Linked DNA regions of Homo sapiens: region 2 is linked to region 1. A link is an interaction called in ENCODE POLR2A ChIA-PET data of the cell type or tissue named here. Cell type or tissue: CD4-positive, alpha-beta T cell. All regions are shown on one strand.

The links. ChIA-PET counts read pairs that join two places held together with the same protein. Peaks named below come from ENCODE experiments on the same cell type or tissue, not always from the same donor. Only the 100,000 strongest peaks of a DNase experiment are listed, where the experiment ranks them.
Region 2: POLR2A ChIA-PET joins it to region 1 with 5 read pairs; 2 of 35 experiments call an interaction of 5 or more read pairs at or near these places.

Annotation. Positions count from the first base shown.
Region 1 is chr9:100,320,491-100,325,490 of GRCh38, reverse strand. It overlaps TEX10 (testis expressed 10), which reads left to right. Exons shown (of 15, transcript NM_017746.4): 10 at 3,720-3,808. Among named protein-coding and RNA genes, the nearest start is that of TEX10, 30 kb to the left of the region's middle. In CD4-positive, alpha-beta T cell, CTCF peaks have their summits at 499, 699 (motif pointing right) and 2,313 (motif pointing right); DNase peaks (open chromatin) are centred at 710 and 2,360.
Region 2 is chr9:100,091,952-100,096,951 of GRCh38, reverse strand. All of the region lies in intron 1 of ERP44 (endoplasmic reticulum protein 44), which reads left to right. Among named protein-coding and RNA genes, the nearest start is that of ERP44, 4.5 kb to the left of the region's middle. In CD4-positive, alpha-beta T cell, no CTCF peak of the experiment used is centred here; no DNase peak of the experiment used is centred here.

The DNA.
Region 1 (5,000 bases):
GAGTGCAAGTGGCATGATCATAGCTCACTGCAGCTTTGAACTCTTGGGCTCAGGAGATCCTCCCTCCTTGGACTCCAAAGTAGCTAGCACTACATGCCATTTTCCATAGCGGCTGTGCCATTTTACTCTGAAACTCTGAAAGGTTTTATGTTGCTCATGTTGGAAGTATCCTCATGTATATATCTTCAGTCATAGTATTTTAGTATTCAGCAGTATTACTGGTTGTGGGTAGGGTCTGATGTGGTTTTAGGCAGAAATAGAAATCTAGGCTGTAGTTGAAAACTTTTCTTGTATAGATCCCCTATCTCAGGTAGGTAAGAGTAGCTTACTTTTAATAGACTTTCTTCATACCAGTATAGGACAGATATTTGACTCTGGTCACTGGAAGTGTGCTTCATAACTGACAATAAACTTGCCTTTTACCAAAACAGAGAAAAACATATAAATAAAATATTGTTTGTATTTAAAAATTTTAGGTTTATTTCTTCCTTGTATATGCACATTAGAGGGGCCTGGACATATTTTTTAAGAATTTTAAATATTGATTAGTTTCCCATGTTTTTTCTTTTTAGATATTAAAAAACTGCACTTTGTTTTGTGTAAGCAAAATGCTAGGCCTTTTAAAAGTTAAATTTTTAAAAAAAATTTTCCGTAACTTAAGAGCTTGTTTTTTATTTGACTTCCAGTAGAGGGCACTCTGTTCCTTAGATATAACTTACATTCAGTTCCGTTAAATCACCCCTTGAATGTTTCTTGAAATTGATTCTCCTTGGAAGATGCATTTAATGTCTTCATCAACATCTGTTCACTTATGTTTAATAACTTTTGTCAAGGATTATTTTAAAATCTTGGGGTTTTTTTGCTTTTATCTTTTTGTGGCGATGAGTGGCGAGAATTGGGAAAATATATTAATTTTACAAATACTGATAATACAGACTCATATTTAAATGATTGTCATTGTAGTTAAAAGTCTACCAAATTAAATTTTGCTTTTTAGTATTTGTACAGAGTCCATTAGTAGACTTCTCTCTATGTAGGTATATTATTCCCATCTAAAGTAGTCCCTTTTTAAAAAGAATACAAAATTAGGACTTTTCAGCCTTCTTGAGCCCATAGCACCATCATTTTATCACTTTTCATAGGGTCATAATAAGACTAGCCAGGCGCAGTGGCTCATACCTGTAAATCCCAGCACTATGAGAGGCTGAGGCAGGCAGATCACTTGAGGTCAGGAGTTTGAGACCAGCCTGGCCAACGTGGTGAAACCCCATCTCTATTAAAAATACAAAAATTAGCTGGGCATGGCGGCTCATGCATGTAACCCCAGCTACTCAGGAGGCTGAGGCAGGAGAATTGCTTGAACCCAGGAGGCGGAGGTTGTAGTGAGCTGAGATCATGCCGCTGCACTCTACCCTGGGTGACAGAAGGAGACTCCATCTTTAAAAAAAAAGACTGACGGTTAGTTCATTCAGACATATGTTGGGTTACTTCATATCTTTAGTTTTTTATTCAAAATAGCTCCTCTTCTTGACCATGACTATAAAATAGTCAACTTTTAAATTATTTCCCACTTATACTCTTACAATGTTGCTTCTCAGTCCTATGCATCCTGTATACTGTTGCCAGATTGATTTTTCTGCAATACTCCTTTACTCATTTCTGATTTTTATCTTGTCACACTAATTGGTCTGTGAGATCAAGTTTAGCTCAATTTTTGTAGTTCTGATACCTTGCTGTCTCTATTAAAGCATTTGTCTAATGGCAGGACATGTACCACCTAAGCAAGGATTCCATGTGTTAAAAACCCATCAGCTAGAAATCATTCATGTTTATTTTCTCTCAGCTTTTAAAAAATGTGTTTAGAATTGCTCTCTCTACCTTTTTACCAACCAGTTATAGTTTTTTTACAATCTGATGTTTTCCTCATACCATTCTACTTGTGGTGTTTCATAATAATATCCAGTGGCCTTTTCTCAGTTCTTACCCCTCTACCCCAGTTTATTTATAGCCAGATTGGGGAAACAGAAAGCATAAATACGGAAAGATGCTCCGTGGTGTTAGGTAAAATCTCTGAGGAAGGAGAAATTGGCTTGCACCAAGAAGTTTGGCTTGGGTTTTAAATAGGGTGAACATATGACCTGGTCTGCCAGGAACAGTTCCATTTTACTCCTTTTGGCCCAGCATAATCAGCGCCAGCCACCCCCTTTTACTCACAGAAGTGTTCAGGCTTGGAAAGTATATATGGTTTTCATAGTTTTAAAGACAGTATGATATATTGCTTGTCATTTATCACTTTTCACAGGGTCAGAATTTTAAATAGGCTGTTAAATAAATTTGCTGCCCCTTTTGGCCACTGGATGGCACAATTGCTTCCTGTTTTCATTGAGGTCAAGAAGATAATAGTTTGTTTTTCAACCACTATTTTGTACTTCTTTGTGTTGAGCATCTGTGCTTTTTATAACCCCCTTAGCATGTGCTATTGTCCCCATAGACCTTTGCTTATCACCTGGGAATGACACTCAAGAAGAGTGTTTTCATTATTTTATGCCTGTCCCCTCCTTAAGAATATTAATAAGGCTGGGTGCAGTGGCTCACAACTGTAATCCCAGAACTCTGGGAGACCGAGGCAGGTGGATCACCTGAGGTCAAGGGTTTGAGACCAGCCTGGTCAACATGGTGAAACCCCATCTCTACTAAAAATACAAAAATTAGCTGGGTGTGTTGGTGCACGTCTATAATCCCAGCTACTCAGGAGGCTGAAGCAGGAGAGTCGTTTGAACCCAGGAGGTGGAGGTTGCAGTGAGCTGAGATCATGCCATTGCACTCCAGCCTGGGCAACAAGAGAAACTCCATCCCCCCAAAAAATATATATATAAATAAATATAAATGCAATTATTATAACAGTAAAAAAATTACTAAGTACTTATAGGTGAATTAGAAGTTCCTAATTTTGTTTGATATTTATTCAGTTGTCTGTGATAAAAATTTTTAGTATAAGTTTGTCTGATTATTCTCAGCCTTTTTGCAATACCCATGACTGACATCTGTTTTCTTCCTAGCCTTACCTTGAAGGGAATTTTTAAAGGAGACACTAGAAACTGATCTCATAGGAGGAACCAAATAATCCTCATTTAATGGGAAGCTGCTTTACATTTAGCTATTCCTTTTGAGTCCTCTGCCAATACCTTAGCTGCACTATTGTGAAATAGACCTAGTTACAACTTTACTAAGAATAAGAACACATAGTTGCCTTATAGTGGCTTTAAAGATAAGTTTTCTTTGCCTAATTAAGATACTTTTGCTTAGTTATGTAGGAAGCTGAAGCTTGTTTAAACATAACTCATTTGCTGAGGGTAAGACTATAAAAATCAAATAGTAAATACATAGCAGCTGAACCTACTACTGAAAAGCAAAACTTCATCTTGGCTCCTTAGAGTCTGATTTTCAGATGGGATGGAAATTTTCTGTTGTACTATATATGTTGATCAAGTATGCTTTTTAATGAAAGTTTGTATTAATATGTTTGAATTTCAAACTTTCATACTAGGGTACTTGAGCCCTTGGATATGAAATTAATACAAGGCATACTATGGGTTTTATTTTAAGCTACTAAATCAAACTTGTTTTCAGTAAAGAACAATGGTTATATACTGTGCTACCTTTGACAAGTCTGTCAAGTTGGTCACTTCTGGTAATAGTTCTCCCTTTGTTTTTTATAGATCATCATTTTCTGGGTGGAAGTATTCAGCTAAAGACTGGTTGATGAGTGATGTAGACTATTTCAGCTTCTTATTTTCCACACTTACAGGTAACCACATTCACTTGCCAGATTAAAAAAGAAAAAACCTAATATGAATCACAATTCTCCTTCTAAGATTTGCCATTTTATCAGTTTGGTTCAGTTTTGAAGATGATAAATATTCTATCTTGGAGTGATTTTTGTGATTAGTAACTGGAAATCGAAAGAATATTTCTAACCTACATACACTGTTAGGCTTCTGAGGCAGGAGGATGGATGATTTGTCTTTAAATCTCTTATAGTATGAGTATCAAAACCCTGAGCATTATTTGAATGTCATGTTATTGTATTTTTAAGTTTGATGTACTACTACTATTATTTTAAATGTATTATTTGAATATTTTCATTGTATACTTGGATAATGATAGGATTCTTTGAAATTTTCTGAAGACTTGAAATTAGGAGAGTTAATATAGTGTCAGGATCCAAAAAGAACTTGACAGATCCAATACTATGCTGAATCTAGCAAGATAAATACTTCAGAAGATAAATGTAAGCTCCTATATGTTTACTGTATATTTATGAATGTATACATTTGAGGTGGGAGAGGCTGTGTGTTTTAATAGTAGTTGTCAGAAAGTTTTTAGTGATTTTAGAAAGCTCATTGGGAGTCAGTACTATGACATGGCTATCAAACTAGATGATGCCTCTTTAGGTAGTGCTTACAGAAGTATAGTGATTTGAACATCAAGGTAGATAGGGTTGGGCCACATCAGTGGTATTCTGATCATTTTGAGAACTACCTTTCAGGAGTGACTTTGGCAGCTTGTTTGTGTAGGTTAGGCCAAGTGTAAATAGAGGTGGTAAGGGGAACTAGAAATTGTTGAATGAACTATACATGTATTGTCAAAGTAAAAACACCTAGGGGGATGGAGTAGTTTTGAAACATTTGAAGGTCTATTATCTAAGAACCTAAAGCATTTGATATATATGTAGGAGTATATTACTGCTTTTACTTGCTCATTTGCTTTTTTAAACCTACCATTAATTGGAAAGATTATGCCTTTCACTCTAAGTAAAATTGTCAAAACCCTAGTAGAAGTGGTAAAACCTGTTTCTTGCTATATTATAGATTGGGTCTGATCACATCTTTTATATAATTATATGAATTTAACTGTCTTCATTGCTAGCATTTTATTTTTTAAAATATAGCATGAAATGCAGAAGCTCAGAGAAAACAAGGTAGCTTAAAGAATGTTCA
Region 2 (5,000 bases), 230 kb after region 1:
AGCAAATATTTATAAAACATCTATCCTGTCTAATCGCAACTTTGAGTTGCTTACTTAACTGGTAATTCTCTCCTACTGATGGAACCTACTTACTCAGTATTCTCGCTGTCTAATAATTTGTCCTCTTTGTTCCCCCGTGTACTTTTTTCCTACTCTTCCAACTTTCTCTCTCAGACCTCAAGTTTATTCCTTCTTACATACAGATAAAGAAAAGCCAAGTTCCCATTTAGCTGAGGTCATCATTTTTTCCTTAAATGGCCTCCTCTAAAAAGCTGTATATTCTCTTACTATGATAATTTTCTTCAGGCACTTTGTACCTCAACCCTAAAGAACTAGACCTGTTCAAATTTAGTGGTGTTCATATAAGATAACAGTTGAAACATAATCCCAAACTTCTGGAGGCAAGTAGCTATCTTTTCCCTGATCTCAAAGCATTTTGGAATATATCACTCTGCCACAAAGCCTTTCTGGATGGGTAACTAAACACAAAAGCTCAATGTGATAACTTTTTTTCCTGAGCTTTTATATGTATATATATCTTTTATATATATATTTATTTGCGTCTATATAGATTTTTATTTACATATATTTAGATAGATAGATTTAATTAGCCCTTTTCTGCTTATCTTCCTATCTAAGGTGGGTTTATTCAGGGTTTTCCGCTGGGAAAATGATCAGTAAGGGGGATAGAAATCTTGCCTGTTTTTCCTGCACTGGTTGTGTACAAGTTTTGAAAAGGCGAGATAAGAGAAATAAGACTAAATTGGAAAGAAGTTGTCTCATGCACCCTAGGTAACCTCTTCTGTAGTTCAGATTTGTAGCACTGCAGTCCATTTGTTTTATTGAAGATGTGTTCTCATTAATCTCTTGATAAGTATGTTTATAGATCATAATTGTTACTAGTCGTAATTGTCCCGCATGTGAACACTTAAGGGTTTTGCCATTGTTGTTCTCGGTTTGTTCAATATGTATAGGTAGTCAAGAAAAGTTTGCTTAGTTTAGGTAGCTATGTAAATTTGAGAGCTAAGTAAACATTTATTTAATCGTTACAAGTACCTTAAAAATAAGCACAGTAGAATTCAGAGATGTCAGTTTTATCCTTTAATGTTAATAATATATGTAGATTCCAGTCTTCAGGAAGAGTACTTTTGGAGGCATGCAGTTTGATTAATACCTAGGTGAGGTTTTATTTATTTTGTTGATTTAACTTACCCTAGATCAATAGTTTACAAAGCCTGGCTGCTCATTAGAATCATCTGTGGCAGTTTTAATAAAATGATATCGGGGCCCAATACCAGGTCAGTTATATCTGTGAGCCCCAGAAATTAGTTTTAAAAAAAAATTTCCCAGGTGACATACTAAAGTATGTCCCTCTAAAAGGTAAGAATTAAACAAAACCACAATACCATTATCACATCTGGAAAAATTGACAGAAATTCCTTCATATCATCAAATATCTGGTCAGTGTTTGGGTTTTCCTGATTGTTTCCCTTTTTTTAAAAAAAAATAAACAGCATTGTTCAAAGCAAGGGCTATATAAAGTCCATCTATTCCAATTGGTTCATATGTCACTTATAAAACTTTTTAAATCCCTAGGTTCTCTCTCCATCTCATCATTTTCCTTATAATTTGTTTAGGAAACTGATCCTCTGTCCTGTAGCATTTGCCACATTCTGGATATTGCTGATTGCATCCTTGTGGGGTTTTATGTTTCTCTGTTCCTTGTGTTTCCTGTACATTTGTAATTCAATTTATGTGGTCCTAACCACCAGCTGCATATATATTGTTAGGTTCATTTGTTTCATTTATCTTTCAATTTTTAGTTTTTAAAAATTTACCTTTTATTTTATAATTATATAAAATCTCTTCCAAAACTAAATCTGTAAAGCTAACTATATTTGGATAAGTCTAATTTGTTTGTCTCTTTTACTGTCTTATCTCCCTCTTAATAAAATAGCACTTTTTTTTTTTTTTTTTCTTGAGGCAGAGTCTAGCTCTGTCACCCAGGCTAGAGTGCAGAGGAGTGATCACAGCTCACTGCAGCCTCAACCTCTGAGGCTGAAGCAATCCTTTCACCTCAGCCTCCTGAATAGCTGGGACTCTGGGACTACAGGTGTGTGCTACCACACCTGGCTAATTTTTTTTAATTTTTGTAGAGACAAGGGTCTCACTATATTACCCAGGCTGGTCTTGAACTCCTGGCTCAACTGATCTGCCTGCCTTCCAAAGTGTTAGGATTATAGGAATGAGCCACTGTGGCAGACCTAGGAAAATTTTTTTTTAATTTTTTTTTTGAGTTGGAGTCTCACTGTGTTGCCCAGGCTGCAGTGCAGTGGCACCATCTTGACTCATTGCAACCTCTGTCTCCTGGGTTCAAGTGATTCTCCTGCCTCAGCCTCCCCATTAGCTGGGATTACAGGCGCTTGCCACTGTGCCTGGCTAATTTTTATATTTTTAGTAGAGATGGGGTTTCACCATGTTGGCCAGGCTGGTCTCAAACTCCTGACCTGAGGTGATCTGCCCGCCTTGGCCTCCCAAAGTGCTGGGATTACAGGCATGAGCCACCACGCCCGGCCTGGAATACTTTTTTAAAAACTTTTTCAATTTTATGTCCCTTTCTTCCTTTTTTTTTTTTAAAGGTACAAGCTATTTGTATTTATTTTGGCATATATTTGTTTCTCCCTCCACTTGGATTAAATTGTAGCTTATTAGTCACACTTTTCCCCCACCTTTTTTTTAACTTAAAATTTTATTCTAGAGATGCGGATAGAAATTTTGCCTATTTCTTTTTAACTGCTTATGCTTCACTGGATAGATACCAGTTCACTGTTGTTACCATTCTTTTGCTGTTACAGATAGCTCTGCAAACAATAGCTTGTGCTTACGTAATTTTGATAGTGTATCTTTGAGATAGATTTCTGTACTTGCAGTTGCTAGGGCAAAAGGTAAATGTATATGTAGCTTTGTAGGTATTGCTGTATATTTGAAATTACTCTCCGTATAGGGGTTGTGCCATTTTATGACCTCACCAACAATGTAATAGTTTCCCTGTAGCCTTGATTAAAAAGGTATAATGTCAAATTATTGGGTATTTGTCAGTCTGATGGGTGAGAAATGGTATCTCAATGTATTTTAATTTGCCTGTCTTTAATATGAGTGTGATCAAGCTTCTTAGGTGTAAAAGTCATTTGCATTTCTTTTTGTGTGAACTGTCTTCCTGTCTAGCCTGGTTTTCTGTAGAATTGTTGGTCTTCTATTTCTAGACTATATAGACACAGACACACACAGTTCTTTTTTTTTCCCCCCCCACAGACAGGGTCTTGCTGTGTAGCCCAGGCTGGAGTGCAGTGGCCTGATCTTGGCTCACTGTAGCCTCAACCTCCCAGGTCACGTGATGCTCCCACCTTAGCCTCCCAAGTAGCTGGGACTACAGGCACAAGCCACCACACCCAGCTAATTTTTGTATTTTTAGTAGAGATAGGCTTTTGCCATGTTGCCCAGGCTGGTCTCGAACTCCTGGGCTCAAGCGATCCACCCGCTTTGGCCTCCCAAAGTTCTGGTATTATAGGCCTGAGCCACTGTGCCCAGCCCACACAGAGTTCTTAACCCTTTATATCCTTAGTTGATTCTGTGATGATGCTCACAGGGTTGAGAAGCACTGGAATATACAGCCATATGTGAATTCAGTCATATGTCTGATAGGTTAAAATTTGTAAAAACCCTTGGAGATGTTTAATTGCTTACAGTTATTGAAAACTTTTTCTAAACTGTATACTGTGATTTTTAATAGCATTATAGAAGCTCAACCTTTAAATGCACTGTAGCTTACTTCATTATTTGTTAAGACATTTTGGTTACTGGTTATTTCAAGTTTTTCACAGTTATAAAAAATGTACAAAAGGTATGCATACAATGATGTTCTCTGCAAATGTTCAGATACATTCTCAGGTTACTTTTCTAGAATTATATTTTTTGGGTTATATGGTGTGTCTTATATTTAGAATTTCTGATATGTTGTACTAAATTGCCCTACTGAAAATTTGTACCAATGTGTATTCCTAACAGTGTGTGACTATGCCCACTTCCTCACACTCTCATCAGTAGTGAGTGTTTTTGTAATCTGTGCCAATTTACTAGACCAAAAATGGTATCACAATTTAAATTTACATTTCTTTGATTACAACCAAAGTTGAATTTTTTTCATATTTATTGATAATTTGTTTTCTTGTGTGCATGTTTGTATTATGGGTTCTTGTTATGTGTCTTCTTTTCAAAAAATGGCTTACTCTTCTTCCAGTAATTCAGAATGAATGTACTCACAAGATAGAGTTTATGAACAGTGGAAGGTATTATTCTTTTGCCTCTTCATTAGTCTCCATTCAAAAGGCAGTGTAATGCAAAAGTAGATGTCATGGCATCTATGTAAGTTCCGACTCTTCCATTTACTTAACCATCATAACCTTGGTTAAATTACTTGTTTTTCTTGTCTATAACGTAAGCACATGGATTTGATGATTCAATGATTCTTTGTGTAGTCTATCTTATTTTCAAGATAGACTACAAAAGGGTATTCCTTTAGCTCCTACTGATTATAGACTTATTATTTGATTGGGTAGTTCCTTTAAAAATCTGCTAGCTTGTCAGCATGTTGCACATGTGTATGGGGCATGCTTAGCATGCTTTTGTCACAGCTTATCTGATATTGACTCTTGCTGTACTCTATTTCTTCTAACCAAGAAGATTAAAAACAGTTTGAGTTTTTGCAACATTTATTGATTTTTAGCCTAACTTTGATTCCATAGAGAGGAACTCATCTATGGCCCAGGCTGCAGAAACTTAATCTGTATCTTTGTTATTATTTTTCTTTTCTGCCTATCATTTGAAAGTCTATTTGCAATCTACTATGGAGGAGAAAAAGATCATTGAGATGCATATCATGCCTTCAAGAAATTAGTAATTCAGATGAGGAGAGAAGATATATATATAAATAATTAGACTAC